Linked DNA regions of Homo sapiens: region 2 is linked to region 1. Evidence: read pairs that join two places in POLR2A ChIA-PET (ENCODE). Cell type or tissue: GM12878. All regions are shown on one strand. Each heading gives the region's core, and the rest is flanking DNA. Links, peaks and the distances in the headings are about the cores only.

Region 1 (11,649 bases), core at 139-4,138:
CACTCAACAAAACAACCTTTTGACAATTAACTTGTTTCCCAGTATGCTGACCCTAGAAAGAGGGTACCCTAAGAGGAAAACATACATCAATTCTTACACCAAGCATAAATTATTCCCCATTCTTAAGTTTGTTGAGTATAATTAACACAAAATAGTTTTCCAAAGGTATAATCAACCATAAGTAGCTTAAATTTTGTTTCTTGAATTCAAGAGGAAACTAGGCCCTAGAGAGGCTAGTGCATTAATCGGTTGAATAAAGTGATGAATCAGTACAGAACATTTCAAATACAGGGAAGAGATATTACACTGGCAATAGTGAAACACGGTTCTGCTTACACTTTAGTGTAAGAGTGAACAAATAGGAAGTAATCTGTGATTCTATCGCTGCTAAGCCCTGGAACATTTACTAAGAGAATAGAAACTTTTACTCTGGAGATTTTTTTCTCTTTTAAAATAATGGATAGGCAAGTGGTTTTGGGGGCTGTTTTGGGGTTTCAACTCTCAGAGAAAATTCAGTTAATTAGATGGCCTTGGGAAATTTTTTCTGTGTTATTCTATTATTCTCCATCCTTACAAAAAAAAAGTTATCTACTAAGAGCATTAGGAGATCTTCTGATATAGTACGTAAGGATCATCAAAGATGTCTCTGACAAAAATTTCTGCCTGCTACTATTGCAAGAGTAACCATAAGATAAAATTGTTCACCATAACAACATACTGCTACAAGTATTTCTTAGGAAATACATGTGTTGTTCCCAACCCTGTTCCTCCTCTATATCACCCTGCTTTACAATATGACTTGACCAGGTGTTCACTGGGATGAAAGATTAGAAGCCAAGAGTAGGTCCCTCACTTCTCCCTTTCACTTCGAACCCCTCAGCAGGGCTTAATGTCTAGCTTTGAAGCCCAACAGACTAGCTCTTATACTTACTAGTTATATGATCTAAGACAAGCTATTTAACCTTTTTGAGCATTTTCTCATTTCTCAAATAGGTAAAATAGCTATATACATCTCAAGATGCTTTTGCTAATACAATTATGTACAACAATCACCTTGTCCAGAAGGAAAAAATGGAGGGAGGGAGGGATAAATTACAGTACAGACCACTAAATGCTAAACATGTAAGCACAAGAGGCAAGAAAAACAAAAGAACAGCACCAAACTCAGCGTCATGGCATTGTAAAAGCATGAGGTGTGACAGTATACACATGGTAAACGAGGAAGGACCAGTAGTGCAGGAGAGCTGGGTCTTATGGTGTGTGAAGAGAAAAGACGAGGCTGGAGAAACAGGGCCTGAGGGCCATGTTAAGGAGGGGGACCATGGCCAGTTTTACCCAAGGATGTACCATGATCAAATGTGCTTCTGTAGGAGGACCACTCTGGTGGCACTGTACAAGACAAACCAACCTGGGCCAGGGCTGGAGGCAAGAAGATAACCTACATACACAATCTCTTCTTTATTTAGATAGTTTTGTCATTGTTTTAAGTAACATTCTCCCTCCCCTTTTAATCCAAATGATAGCTACTTCACAAGGGGTCTCCAACTGAAAAATGACTGGGTCTCACAGACAAGATCTATACAATCTGGTATAAGTACCAAAGGATTCAAAGTAAAAATGAGAAAATATGGAAAAAAATGTTCATTTCCACTAGGAATCAATGAGCTTCTAGCCAAGATGGATTAACAGGGACCAGATTCATTCTCCCACCTTAAACAACTAAAAACACCAGATAAAATACATGAACCATTTTCAGACATCAGACATTAAGCAACTCAAGGCAGTGGTCCCTGGAGGAGGGAACCAATGAGGTGAGCCCTACAATTGCTGGAGTCTACTGCCTAGAGAAAGTTTTCAGGCCACAGAGCAGGGAGGAGGAAGCTAGGTGGCGCCCAGCAGACACATGAGTTGAGAAGATAGGGTGGGAGTTTAGGGAACTTTGAGTGGCTACAGTTCTTCAAGACTGAGTGTGGAAGGGAAAAGAGCTGCACAGATAGAGAACCCCAGAAATCTGCAGATTCCCCTTTGAGTACCAGTGTGAGAAAACTACCCAAGACTGGGAAAAGGACTACCCAAGAAGAAAATGTTTTTTTTTTTAAAAAAAAAAGCCCCAGAACTCACACAGGGCCAGGTATAGTTCATGTTCCCACCAGCCATGGTGAGAAAACCTCATTAACACCCGGATCACAGGGTTAAGCAGTCAGAAGGGTATTGAATAACATGGCGAAATTTGCTGATCTAAAAGCAAATCTTCCAAGGATCAAACTGATTCCAAGTAACTTCACTGTGTCCCAGAACAAAGCTTAAGAATATTTTTTAAAGTACAAGACTATCCAGCACCCAGCAATATAATGTGCCCTAGTGATTCACTAGAGATCATATGTCTAGTGATCAAAAACTACCAGGCATGCAAAAAGTAGAAAACCGTAACATTTAACCAGGAAGCGAAACTAACCAATAAAAACACATTCAGAAATAACACAACAGAACTAGTAGACAAGAACATTAAGTTATGATAGCTATACTCCGTATGTTCAAGAAGGCACAGAAAAACATAAGCATGTTAAGGAGAGCCACAGAACACATATATAAAAGACCCAAATTAATCTAGAGATGAAAATACACTAGATGAGATTAACAGCAGATAAAACACTATAGAAGACCGATGAACTTGAGTCATAACAATAGAAATTACCTGAAAACAAAACACACACACACAGGGGGTGGGAGGGAAGGCTCAGAAGGAGAAAAAAACCCATAAACACACCCAAAAACTGGAAAATGAACTGAGCATCAGTGACGTGGGATAGCTTCAGGCAGCCCAATATATGTGTAATTGGAGGCCCTGAAGGAGAAGTGATGGAAGAGGGGGCAAAAAAAAAAACTAAAGAAATCATGGCCAAATTTTTTTTCCAAATGAAACAAATTTACAGATCCAAGAAGATCAATAAACCTCAGGAAAAATACATATGAAGAAAACTGCACCAAAAGACATCATAATCAAATTGCTTAAAACCAGTGATAAGGAGAAAAATATTAAAACAGCCAGGGGTGGGGGGTAGAGGGAGTACATTACATACAAAGATACAAAAATAAAAATGACAGTAAATTTCTCTTCTGAAACAATACAAATCAGAAGACAGTGGAGCAACATCTTTAAAGTACTGAAAGAAAAAACTATTTACCTACAATTCATTCAAAAATTAATGCAAAAGAAAGACTTTTTTAGACATACAGAATCTGAAAGAGTACCAACAGACCTGCACTATAAGAAATGCTAGCCTGGCGGGGTGCAGTGGCTCACACCTGTAATCCCAGCACTTTGGGAAGCCGAGGTGGGCGGATCACTGGAGGTCAGCAGTTTGAGACCAGCCTGGCCAACATGGTGAAACCCCATCTCTACTAAAAATACAAAAATTAGCCAGGCATGGTGGCACACATTTGTAATCCCAGCTACTCGGGAGGCTGAGGCAGGAGAATCACTTGAACCCGGGAGGCGGAGGTTGCAGTGAGCCGAGATCATGCCACTGTACTCCAGCCTGGGTGAGAGAGAGAGACTCCTCTCAAAAAAAAAAGAGAAAGAAAAGAAAAGAAAAGAAATTAATTAATTCTAGGCTGGGTACAGTGGCACACACGTACAGTCCCAGCACTTTGGGAAGCTGAGGCAGGAGGATGACTTGAGCCCAGGAGATCAAGACCATCCTGGGCAACATGAATAAACCCGCTCTCTACAAAAAATACAAAAATTAGCCAAGTGTGGTGACATGAGTCTGTAGTCCCAGCTACTCAGGACGCTGAGGTGGGAGGATCGTTTGAGCCCAGAAGGTCAAGGCCATAGTGAGCTATGATTCCACTACTGTGCTTCAGCTGGGGAGACAGAGCGAGACCTTGTCTCAAAAAACAAAACAAAACAGAAAAGAAATGCTGAAGAAATTCCTTCTAGCAGAAGAGAAAATGACAGCAGACAGATATCTGGGTCTACACAAATGACTTATGAGCACCAGAAATGGTAAATATGTGGACAAATGTGAAATATTTTACCTTATTCTTAAAATATTTTAAAAAATAATTGTTTACAGCAATACTTTTTTTTAAATTCCAGCCTGGGAAACATGGCGTAACCCCATCTCTACAAAAAATACAAACAAAAATTAGCCAGGTATGGTGGTGCACATATACGGGAAGCTGAGGCAAGAGGATCCCTTGAGCCCAGGAGGTTGAGGCTGTAGTGAGCCATGATTGTGCCACTGCACTCCAGCCTGGGTGACAGAGCAAGACCCTGTCAAAAAAGAACAAAGAACTGCAGATCTTGATTAACTAGAAAAATCACTTAAAAGAAAACTGAGGGCTAATATGATTGTAGGTGTGGTCACAGAGTGGGATCTATTCAGTTATGGAATAAATTGGGGTGAAGGCAGGTTCAGAGCACGATCATCAGACAAGTGTTTTTGATTAATAAACACTTAATAATAAGCAGTGGGTTTTTGATTAATAAAACACCACACAGGTATCAAAGGAAAAGTAAAGGGGAGGGTAAAGTAAAAAGAAATGAAATTTAGTATCAGACAACAGATTTCAGAGCAAAAAATATTATTAGATATTACCCAGGATCAATAAAAGTCATTTCCTAACAATAAAGGAGCCAATTCTTAACAGCCCTACAATGCTGCTCATTCACAGGAAAAAAAATGGGCAAATGAAAATAATAAATTATCTGCTTTGAGTTATCTTTGGTTTATCGAATTAAAAATAAATTTTTAATAACGGGGAAAATACTTCGTTGGGAGAAAATTCTATATGAATATTTTGATATTTCTGCATGGTCAGGGCTTTCCAAGCAAAGGACACTGACGAGTTGATTGAATAGCAAAGGCCTTGAAAGGCAGAGACAGTATCTCCCTAAAGATAAAGAAATCTGGAGAAATTTAGAAATGTAAACCTCTTTACTTCCTGTTCCTGAAACATGTGCTTATACTCCAGGATAATAAACTTAGTGATACCTTCCCTCTCAACCCTGGAGATTTGCTTAATAAGTAATCTCAATCTCTCTCACTCTCTCCCCAGAGAAGAGGATGGGCAGATGTGCCAGTAATTTCTATTTAAATGAATCTCAGAAGTTTAGGGTTCTTCTCCTTTGGTGCAACTTCCTGCATGCACAGGGATCTCACCTGGTTCTCATCCCATCCCCTCACTCACCGTGGTGACCGGTGCTTTGAAAACAAAAAAACTAGGCCGGATGCAGTGGCTCATGCCTGTAATCCCAGCACTTTGGAAGGCCAAGGCAGGCGGATCACCTAAGGTCAGGAGTTTGAGACGAGCCTGGCCAACATGGGGAAACTCTGTCTCTACTAAAAATACAAAAAATAGCCAGGCGTGGTGTCATGTGCCTGTAATCCCAGCTATTCAGGAGTCTGAGGCAGGAGAATCGCTTGAACCCAGGAGGCGGAGGTTGCAGTGAGCCAAGATTGTGCCATTGCACTCCAGCCTGGGTGACAGAGTGAGACTCCATCACAAAAAAAAAATAATAATAAATAAACAGAAATTAGTGCTAAGGTATTGCTATGGCTGCTGCATTTTGCTGTAATAAACCATCCTTCTCTGTGATCCAAAAAGCCTCATGTCTCTTGCTAGAATATATATATGTATAAAATATACATATATTACACATAATTGTGTAATTTACAACTATAATATAGAATATATGTATATTATATAGATTATATATTATTCTATGTGTATAACATAGCTTATATGTGTATAATTATGTATATGTATATTATATGTGTTTTATATGTATATGTATGTAATATATACACATATACACACACACTCTTGAAAGCAGGGAAACTCTCAGACCCGTCACAGTTTCTGACGTAACATACTTATGACAAAAAGTCACCACAGACCTACCACTCAGCTATCCATGATTCTTATTTTGATGTATTCTCTTCTGAATTTTCTTTCTATAATGAACATCTGGTACTTCTGATCTTTAAGACTATAAAAAGTTTAACTATCAGAGTCCAGAATCAAGATGGCCGAATAGGAGCAGCTCCGATCTGCATCTCCCAGCGTGATCAATGCAGAAGACGGTGATTTCTGCATTTCCAACAGAGGTACTGGGTTCATCTCATTAGGACTGGTTCACCTGGGAAGCACAAGGGGTCAGGGAATTCCCTTTCCTAGCCAAGGGAAGCCGTGACAGATGGTACCTGGGAAATCGGGACACTCCCACCCTAATACTGCGCTTTTCCAACAGTCTTAGCAAACGGCACACCAGGAGATTATATCCTGCAGCTGGCTCGGCGGGTCCCCCACCCATGGAGCTTTGCTCACTGCTATAACAGCAGTCCAAGATGGAACTGCGAAGGTGGCAGTGAAGCTGGGGGAGGGGCGTCTGCCATTCCTGAGGCTTGACTAGGTAAACAAAGCAGCCAGGAAGCTCGAACCGAGTGGAGCCCACCACAGCTCAAGGAGGCCTGCCTGCCTCTGTAAACTGCACCTCTGGCGGCAGGGCATAGCTGAACAAAAGGCAGCGGAAACTTCTGCAGACTTAAACGTCCCTGTCTGACAGCTTTGAAAAGAGTAGTGGTTCTTCCAGCATGGAGTTTGAGATCTGAGAATGGACAGACTGCCTCCTCAAGTGGGTCCCTGACCCCCAAGTAGCCTAACTGGGAGACACCTCCCAGTCGAGGCCGACTGACACCTCATACAGGTGGGTGCCCTTCTGGGACAAAGCTTCTAGAGGAAGGATCAGGCAGCAACATTTGCTGTTCTGCAATATTTGCTGTTCTACAGCCTCCGCTGGTGATACCCAGGCAAACAGGGTCTGGAGTGGACCTCCAGCAAACTCCAACAGACCTGCAGCTGAGGGTCCTGACTATTAGAAGGAAAACTAACAGAAAGGAATAGCATCAACATCAACAAAAAGGACATCCACACCAAAACCCCATATGTAGGTCAGCATCATCAAAAACCAAAGGTAGATAAAACCACAAAGATGGGGAGAAACCAGAACAGAAAAGCTGAAAATTCTCAAAACCAGAGTGCCTCTTCTCCTCCAAAGGATCGCAGCTCCTCACCAGCAATGGAACAAAGCTGCACGGAGAATGACTTAGACAAGTGACAGAAGTAAGCTTCAGAAGATCGGTAATAACAAACTTCTCTGAGGTAAAGGATGATGTTTGAACCCATCACAAAGAAGCTAAAAACCCTGAATTCTACCAGAGATACAAAGATGAGCTGGTACTATTCCTTCTGAAACTATTCCAATCATTAGAAAAAGAGGGAACCTCCCTAACTCATTTTATGAGGCCAGCATCAGCCTGATACCAAGACATAACAAAAAAAGAGAATTTTAGACCAATATCCCTGATGAACATCGATGCAAAAATCCTCAATAAAATACTGGCAAACAGAATCCAGTAGCACATCAAAAAGCTTATCCACCATGATCAAGTTGGCTTCATCCCTGGGATGCAAGGCTGGTTCAACATACACAAATCAATAAACGTAATCCATCATATAAACAGAACCAAAGACAAAAACCACGACTATCTCAACAGACGCAGAAAAGGCCTTCGACAAATTTCAACAGCCCTTCATGCTAAAAACTCTCAATATACTAGGTATTGATGGGACATATCTCAAAATAATAAGAGCTATTTATGACAAACCCACAGCCAATATCATACTGAATGGGCAAAAACTGGAAGCATTCCCTTTGAAAACTGGCACAAGACATGAATGCCCTCTCTCACCACTCCTATTCAACATAGTGTTGGAAGTTCTGGCCAAGGCAATCAGGCAGGAGAAAAAAATAAAGTGTATTCAATTAGGAGGAAGTCAAATTGTCCCTGTTTGCAGATGACATGATTGTATATTTAGAAAACCCCATTGTCTCAGCCCAAAATCTCCTTAAGGTGATAAGCTACTTCAGCAAAGTCTCAAGATACAAAATCAATGTGCAAAAATCACAAGCATTCCTATACACCAATAACAGACAAACACAGAGCCAAATCATGAGTGAACTCCCATTCACAATTGCTTCAAAGAGAATAAAATACCCAGGAATCCAACTTACAAGGGATGTGAAGGACCTCTTCAAGGAGAACTACAAACCACTGCTCAATGAAATAAAAGAGGACACAAACAAATGAAAGAACATTCCATGCTCATGGATAGGAAGAATCAATATCGCAAAAATGGCCATACTGCCCAAGGTAATTTATAGATTTAATGCCATCCCCATCAAGCTACCAATGACTTTCTTCACAGAATTGGAAAAAACTATTTTAAAGTTCATATGGAACCAAAAAAGAGCCTGCATTGCCAAGACAATCCTAAGCCAAAAGAACACAGCTGGAGGCATCATGCTACCTGACTTCAAACTATACTACAAGGCTACAGTAACCAAAACAGCATGGTACTGGTACCAAAACAGAGATATAGAACAATGGAACAGAACGGAGCCCTCAGAAATAATACCACACATCTACAACCATCTGATCTTTGACAAACCTGAGAAAAACAAGAAATGAGGAAAGGATTCCCTATTTAATAAATGGTGCTGGGAAAACTGGCTAGCCATATGTAGAAAGCTGAAACTGGATCCCTTCCTTACACCTTATACAAAAATTAATTCAAGATGGATTAAAGACTTAAATGTTAGACCTAAAACCATAAAAACCCTAGAAGAAAACCTAGGCAATACCATTCAGGACACAGGCATGGGCAAGGACTTCATGACTAAAACACCAAAAGCAATGGCAACAAAAGCCAAAATAGACAAATGGGATCTAAGTAAACTAAAGAGCTTCTGCACAGCAAAAGAAACTACCATCAGAGTGAACAGGCAACCTACAGAATGGGAGAAAATTTTTGTAATCTACCCATCTGACAGAGGGTTAATATCCAGAATCTACAATGAACTTAAACAAATTTACAAGAAAAAACAAACAACCCCATCAACAAGTGGGCAAAGGATATGAACAGACACTTCTCAAAAAAAGACATTTATGCAGCCAAAAGACACATGAAAAAATGCTCATCATCACTGGCCATCAGAGAAATGCAAATCAAACCCACAATGAGATACCATCTCACACCAGTTAGAATGGCAATCATTAAAAAGTCAGGAAACAACAGGTGCTGGAGATGATGTGGAGAAATAGGAACACTTTTACACTGTTGGTGGGACTGTAAACTAGTTCAACCATTGTGGAAGACAGTGTGGCGATTCCTCAAATATCTAGAACTAGAAATACCATTTGACCCAGCCATCCCATTACTGGGTATATACTCAAAGGATTATAAATCATGCTACTATAAAGACACATGCACACGTATGTTTATTGCAGCACTATTCACAAGAGCAAAGACTTGGAACCAACCCAAATGCCCATCAATGATAGACTGGATTAAGAAAATGTGGCACATATATACCATGGAATACTATGCAGCCATTAAAAAGGATGAGTTCATGTCCTTTGCAGGGACATGGATGAAGCTGGAAACCATCATTCTGAGCAAACTATCACAAGGACAGAAAACCAAACACTGCATGTTCTCATTCATAGGTGGGAATTGAACAATGAGATCACTTGGACACAGGGTGGGGAACATCACACACCGGGGCCGTAGGGGGTGGGGGGCTGGGGGAGGGATAGCATTAGGAGAAATACCTAATGTAAATGGTGAGTTGATGGGTGCAGCAAACCAACATGGCACTTGTATACCTATGTATCAAACCTGCACATTGTGTACATGTACCCTAGAACTTAAGTATAAAAAAAAAAAAAAAAGGAGGCAGGATTATCACTTGTTCCTCGCAGCTCTGGACTCCCAGGAAGAGGCAGCCTGGTCAGATTCTGGGAAACAAAAGAAACCTTTTGTTTCCGTCAAGTTTCAAACAGAGGACCTTCCGTGTGTTAGGCCAGCGTGGTAACTACTACACCACAGAAACCCTTTGCATTGCAGGCTTTTTATGTTTTGCGATGAGTATTAAATACTTGTTTTTACAATTTTTTTTAGTTGACAAATAAAAATTGTATATATTTATGATGTAAAAAAAAAGTTTAACTCTCTTTTTTTTAAAGGGAACATCTACAAATCTATGAAATCTTCCCAATTAAAGTAACGATACTTAAAACCCTATCTGAAAACAAATCTGAAAAAGAAAGGTAGACTTGAGAATCATCAAAATAAAGAATAAAAAGGAAACAAGTAAACCACATGGTTTAAAAAGAAAGAAAGGCTGGGCACAGTGGCTCACGCCTGTAATCCCAGCATTTTGTGAGGCCGATGTGGGTGGATCACTTGAGGTCAGGAGTTCAAGACCAGCCTGGCCAACATGGTGAAATCCATCTCTACGAAAAATACAAAAATTAGCCAGGCATGGTGGCACACACCTGTAGTCCCAGCTACTTGGGAAGCTGAGGCAGGAGAATTGCTTGAGCCCGGGAGGCGAAGGTTGCAGTGAGCCGAGATCACTCCACTGCACTCCAGCCTGGGCGACAGAGCAAGATTCCGTCTCAAAAAAAAAAAAAAATAAAAATAAAAAAAGGACGATGAGCTATAAAGAGTGCATTATAATTCAAAACAAAGCTTTACAAACATGAAAACCTGCCAAAGGAGATGTCCAAGAGCCAACATCCAGATGGGAAGTATTGAACAAAAACTTGTTTTATATACTAAGGTGAGCATGTGGAAATGTTTTTCCATTTTATAAAAACGTTACGGCCTAATGTTGCAACAAAGTCGAACTGCAAACATCACAAAGAAACCTCAGAGCAATGTCTGAGTTCTGGAAGGAAATAAATTGGAACATACCCTTATTATCCTGGCAGCCTCCAAAAGGATTCGGCAACGCTCCATGCCAGATTTTTGACTCCATATTTTAAAAGCAGCCTTTGCATTTTGAACAGCCAAATTTACTTCCTTTTCTCCTGAACATGTGAAAGTAGCTATCACTCGGCCTATAAAGAGCGGAAACATCAGTTTTAACTCAAATTGTTGCCACATATTTAAATAAAATATTATCTATCAATATTCTCTTAGTAGTAGTCTTTTTTTTTTTTTTTTTTTTTTTCTTGAGATGGAGTCTTGCTCTGTCACCCAGGCTGGAGTGCAGTGGCGCGATCTCGGCTCACTGCAACCTCTGCCTCCTGAGTTCAAGCGATTCCCCTGCCTCAGCCTCCTGAGTAGCTGGGACTACCAGTGCACGCCACTACGCCCAGCTAATTTTTTGTATTTTTTAGTAGAGACCGGGTTTCACCATGTTGACCAGGATGGTCTTGATCTCCTGACCTTGTGACCCACCCGCCTCAGCCTCCCGAAGTGCCGGAATTACAGGCGTGGGCTACCGTAACTTCTTGTTTTTATGTATGGTTTGATTTAGTGACCATCTCTATACTAGCAGGTTTTTTTGTTTTGTTTTTTTGTTTTTTAAGACGGAGTCTCGCTCTTGTTACCCAGGCTGGAGTGCAATGGCACGATCTTGACTCACTGCAACTTTTGCCTCCTGGGTTCCAGCAATTCTCCTGCCTCAGCCTCCCGAGTAGCTGGGATTACAGGCGCCTGCCACCACACACAGCTAATTTTTGTATTTTTAGTAGAGACGGGATTTCATCATGTTGGCCAGGCTGGTCT
Region 2 (4,000 bases), core at 1-4,000, 75 kb after region 1:
TGGTGGATTTCCATCACTAGTCAATACTCAGTAAGGAAGCCATGGAAACAATGAATACAAGTAAGACTTAAGTGGAAATAATCATCTCAGATATAAAAAACAACATGCTTTTACAAACTATGCCAAAAACCCTCAGCCAAGTTCAAAAGCCACAACTGTCATTTTACAAAACTCAAATTCCAAAGCTAAGAGCAAAAATAGAGGAACTGCTTAAATTTGTCCTGTACACCTCACAAAATGGGTAAGAATCAAGTGAGATAAAGTATGCATGTGCTTTATAAACCATAAAATCATAGAAATGTGAGTTATCACTATTAATAATTTTATATTTTCATTATCTAAGAATTAATTTTTTTAAGAAAACCCAAATTTCATTTTGACTAATATCTCATCTTACCTATTTTCTTTTTCTGTTGTCGACCAGCTGACTCTGTTATTGTTTCCTTCTTCTTTTCCACTGTAAACAACATAGTAACACAGTAAAAATTAACTGGATTATACTAAAGAAACAAAGGATGCTTTATCACAGCTGAACCAATGAAAGAAGCTTGCAAGAAAGTTACACACTGACTGATTATGGTCATGATTAAGTTAACTGGTCCACTCTCATAGCTACTGATGGTAAAAGGTAGATACAATATTCTAAGAATGAAACAACAATTATAAGCATCATTAATCAAATACCCATAAAGAATTGTATTGATATAATCATAATGAAAACAGACCATCAGCTGAGGATGATTACCTTAGCTAGTTTCAAAGCACAATTTTCAAATTTCTATTCTCTCAGATAACTAGGGTTAATTGTAATTCCATTCTCTTATGACAGAAGGTAGAAATTTATTCACTCAGTTATTGGCTGCCTAAATAACTCTAAGCAGATGAAAAAAAAATGATCCCTACCTTCTAAAGAATAATCTAGTCAGGGGAAATAATCAAATGACAATTACAGTAATGTGACAAGATAGTTATACGCACACTGCAGGAAAATCAGGAGAGCCAAAAAAGCTAAGACCAGACAGACGCAGTGGCTCACACCTATAACCCCAGCACTTTGGGAGGCCTAGGCGGGCAGATCACCTGAGGTCAGGAGTTTGAGACCAGCCTGGCCAACATATAGTGAAACCCCGTCTCTACTAAAAAACATACAAAAATTAGCTGGGCGTAGTGGCATATGCCTATAATTCCAGCTACTTGGGAAGCTGAGGCAGGAGAATCACTTGAATCCAGGCGGTGGAGGTTGCAGTGAGTTTAGATCACACCACTCTACTCCAGTCTGGGCAATAGAGCGAGACTCTGTTTCTCAAAAAAAAAAAAAAAAATACCAATTTTTCTGATGCATTTCAATTACTATCATGATTACATAACAATAAGCTTTTGAAAAAGAAATAGTGGGCCGGGTGCAGCGGCTCACACCTGTAATTCCAGCACTTTGGAAGGCCGAGGTGGGCAGATCATGAGGTCAAGAGATTGAGATCATCCTGGCCAACATGGTGAAAACCCATCTCTACTAAAAATACAAAATTTAGCTGGGCATGTGGCGCGTGCCTGTAGTCCCAGCTACTTGGGAGGCAGAGGCAAGAGAATCGCTTGAACCCGGAAGGCAGAAGTTGCAGTGAGCCAAGATCTCGCCACTGAACTCCAGCCTGGCGACAGAGCGAGACCCCATCTCAAAAAATAAAAAAAAGAAAGAAAAAGAAATAGTGTAATGTATTTATATTATATTTACCATCTTTAATCACCTGTAAATGGACTAGGGATATGTCAAAAATTACCTTTACTTAGTTTATTTATATTATCTGTTACCCATATTATCTTAGTATACTAATAGCAAACAGTACGGTATAGGTACCATTTCTAAAACCTACATTAAAGAGAATTAGCGGGTAGAACTCTTTCCCTTAGTACATGAAGTTTGTCCCTGAATTCTAAAAGCAAAATTGGTATCACTGCTTTATCCAAGAATTGTAAAATTCAACTTGACTCCAATATTGCAAATGAAATTTAAAAGGCTGGCCAAAATAAAATATGTGTTTTGTGTATTTGTGTGTGTGTGTGTGTGTGTGTTTGTTCTGGAAGACTAAGTAACAGATACTGTTCTAGGTAAATAGAAAGGTAAGATACAGGCCAGGCATGGTGGCTCAAACCTGTAATCCCAGCACTCTGGTAGGTTGAAGTGGGAAGACTGCTTGAGCCCAGGAGTTTGGGATCAGCCTGGGCAACATGGCAAGACTCTGTCTCTATAAAAAATTGAAAAATTAGCCGAGTGTGGTGGCACATGCCTATAGTCCCAGCTACTCAGGAGGCTGAGGCAGGAGGAGCTCCTGAGCCCAGGAGCTTGAGGCTGCAGTGAGCTGTGTTCACTTCACTGCACTCCAGCCTATGCGAGAGCGAGACCCTGTCGCCAAAATAAAATAAAACAAAACATCATGTACATGGAAAGAGAGAGAGAAAGATTTTGAATGAACATACTAGTGAGAGATCATAAAAGAAAAATGTCAAATTTCACATTTTAAAATGTTATAAAAATAACATTTTATGTCGGGTGCAGTGGCTCAGTTCTGTAAGCCCAGCACTCTGAGAGGCCAAGATGGGAAGATCATTTCAGTTCAGGAGTTCGAGATCAGCATGGGCAACACGGTGAAACCTCGTCTCTACCAAAACTACAAAAATCAGCCGGCCATGGTGGTGCACTCCTGTGGTCCCAGCTACTCAGGAGGCTGAGATGAGAGGATCATGGAAGCCCAGGAAGTCAAGACTGCAGTGAGCCATGATTGGGCCACTGCACTCCAACCTGGGTGACAGAGTGAAACCCTGTCTCAAAAAAATAAATAAATAAATAATAAACATTTTTATTAAAATGTTATAAGGATAACATTTTTATTAAAATGTTATAAGGATAACATTTTTATTAAAATGTTATAAGGATAACATTTTTATTAAAATGTTATAAGGATAACATTTTTATTAAAATGTTATAAGGATAACATTTTTATTAAAATGTTATAAGGATAACATTTTTATTAAAATGTTATAAGGATAACATTTTTATTAAAATGTTATAAGGATAACATTTTTATTAAAATGTTATAAGGATAACATTTTTATTAAAATGTTATAAGGATAACATTTTTATTAAAATGTTATAAGGATAACATTTTAAAAGACAAAATGGACAGAAAACACTTAATGTTTTGTTCTTTATCATTGTTATTAAACAAAGAAACAAAAATATTTCTTTCCCACCCCAGAAGGACTATAACACAACTACTTGGCATTTAACCATGACTGCATAGAAAACAGGGCAATAAAAAGACAGAAGGCTAGAGAATAGAAACATAAGACAATTCCATAAACATTAGTCTGGTCTTCTAGAAGACCAGATTGAGACTAGATAAATTGTTTTTAGGGATAAATTAATCTAATGTTTTTCAAACTTCATGAGGTTGTGATGAAACCTTGGTGTGTGGATATTTATTCATCAGAATCTCACCTGACAACAAGAAGTAGAAATGTCAGAGTTGACAAAAATAAAAGATGTCTACTATGAAACACATTTCTGTCCATGATCTGTATTCCTGCATTCTAAATTCCAGAGTTCTGCCAAACAGTTTATAAATTATTCTAAAAGATTTATCCTATTTTACCGTAAACAACAGAAATACCTCATACTTCACAGCAATTTATACTTAGTAAGTGCTCTCAAATAAACAACTGTGTTACAAGAATCAAGTTATATATACTGTATTTTAATCTTTTTCATTTATTGAAGTATCCTTTCATTAGTATATATTATAATAGTAACACAATAAAAGAAGACCTACTGATATTTAGAATACATCTATAAGCCCAGTGACCACCTGAGTCAACCAACTCACTACCTTTAAGAAAGCATTTCCTTTTGTTAAAAGCAGCTCAGTAGGACTGCTTTTTGGACAACAGTATTCTTCTAAAAATGCCAAGGACCAGATCAGCACAAGCAAAGTAACCTGTATCAAAT

Evidence for each region. ChIA-PET counts read pairs that join two places held together with the same protein. Peaks named below come from ENCODE experiments on the same cell type or tissue, not always from the same donor. Only the 100,000 strongest peaks of a DNase experiment are listed, where the experiment ranks them.
Region 2: POLR2A ChIA-PET joins it to region 1 with 5 read pairs; 19 of 35 experiments call an interaction of 5 or more read pairs at or near these places.

Annotation. Positions count from the first base shown.
Region 1 is chr1:165,684,422-165,696,070 of GRCh38, forward strand. ALDH9A1 (aldehyde dehydrogenase 9 family member A1) reads right to left here. Exons shown (of 11, transcript NM_000696.4): 2 at 10,831-10,976. Among named protein-coding and RNA genes, the nearest start is that of ALDH9A1, 8.3 kb to the right of the region's middle. In GM12878, for the core only: a CTCF peak has its summit at 1,884; DNase peaks (open chromatin) are centred at 1,960 and 2,420; H3K4me3 peaks cover 1,333 bases; H3K27ac peaks cover 1,598 bases.
Region 2 is chr1:165,759,128-165,763,127 of GRCh38, forward strand. TMCO1 (transmembrane and coiled-coil domains 1) reads right to left here. Exons shown (of 7, transcript NM_019026.6): 3 at 398-457. Among named protein-coding and RNA genes, the nearest start is that of TMCO1, 7.7 kb to the right of the region's middle. In GM12878, for the core only: no CTCF peak of the experiment used is centred there; no DNase peak of the experiment used is centred there.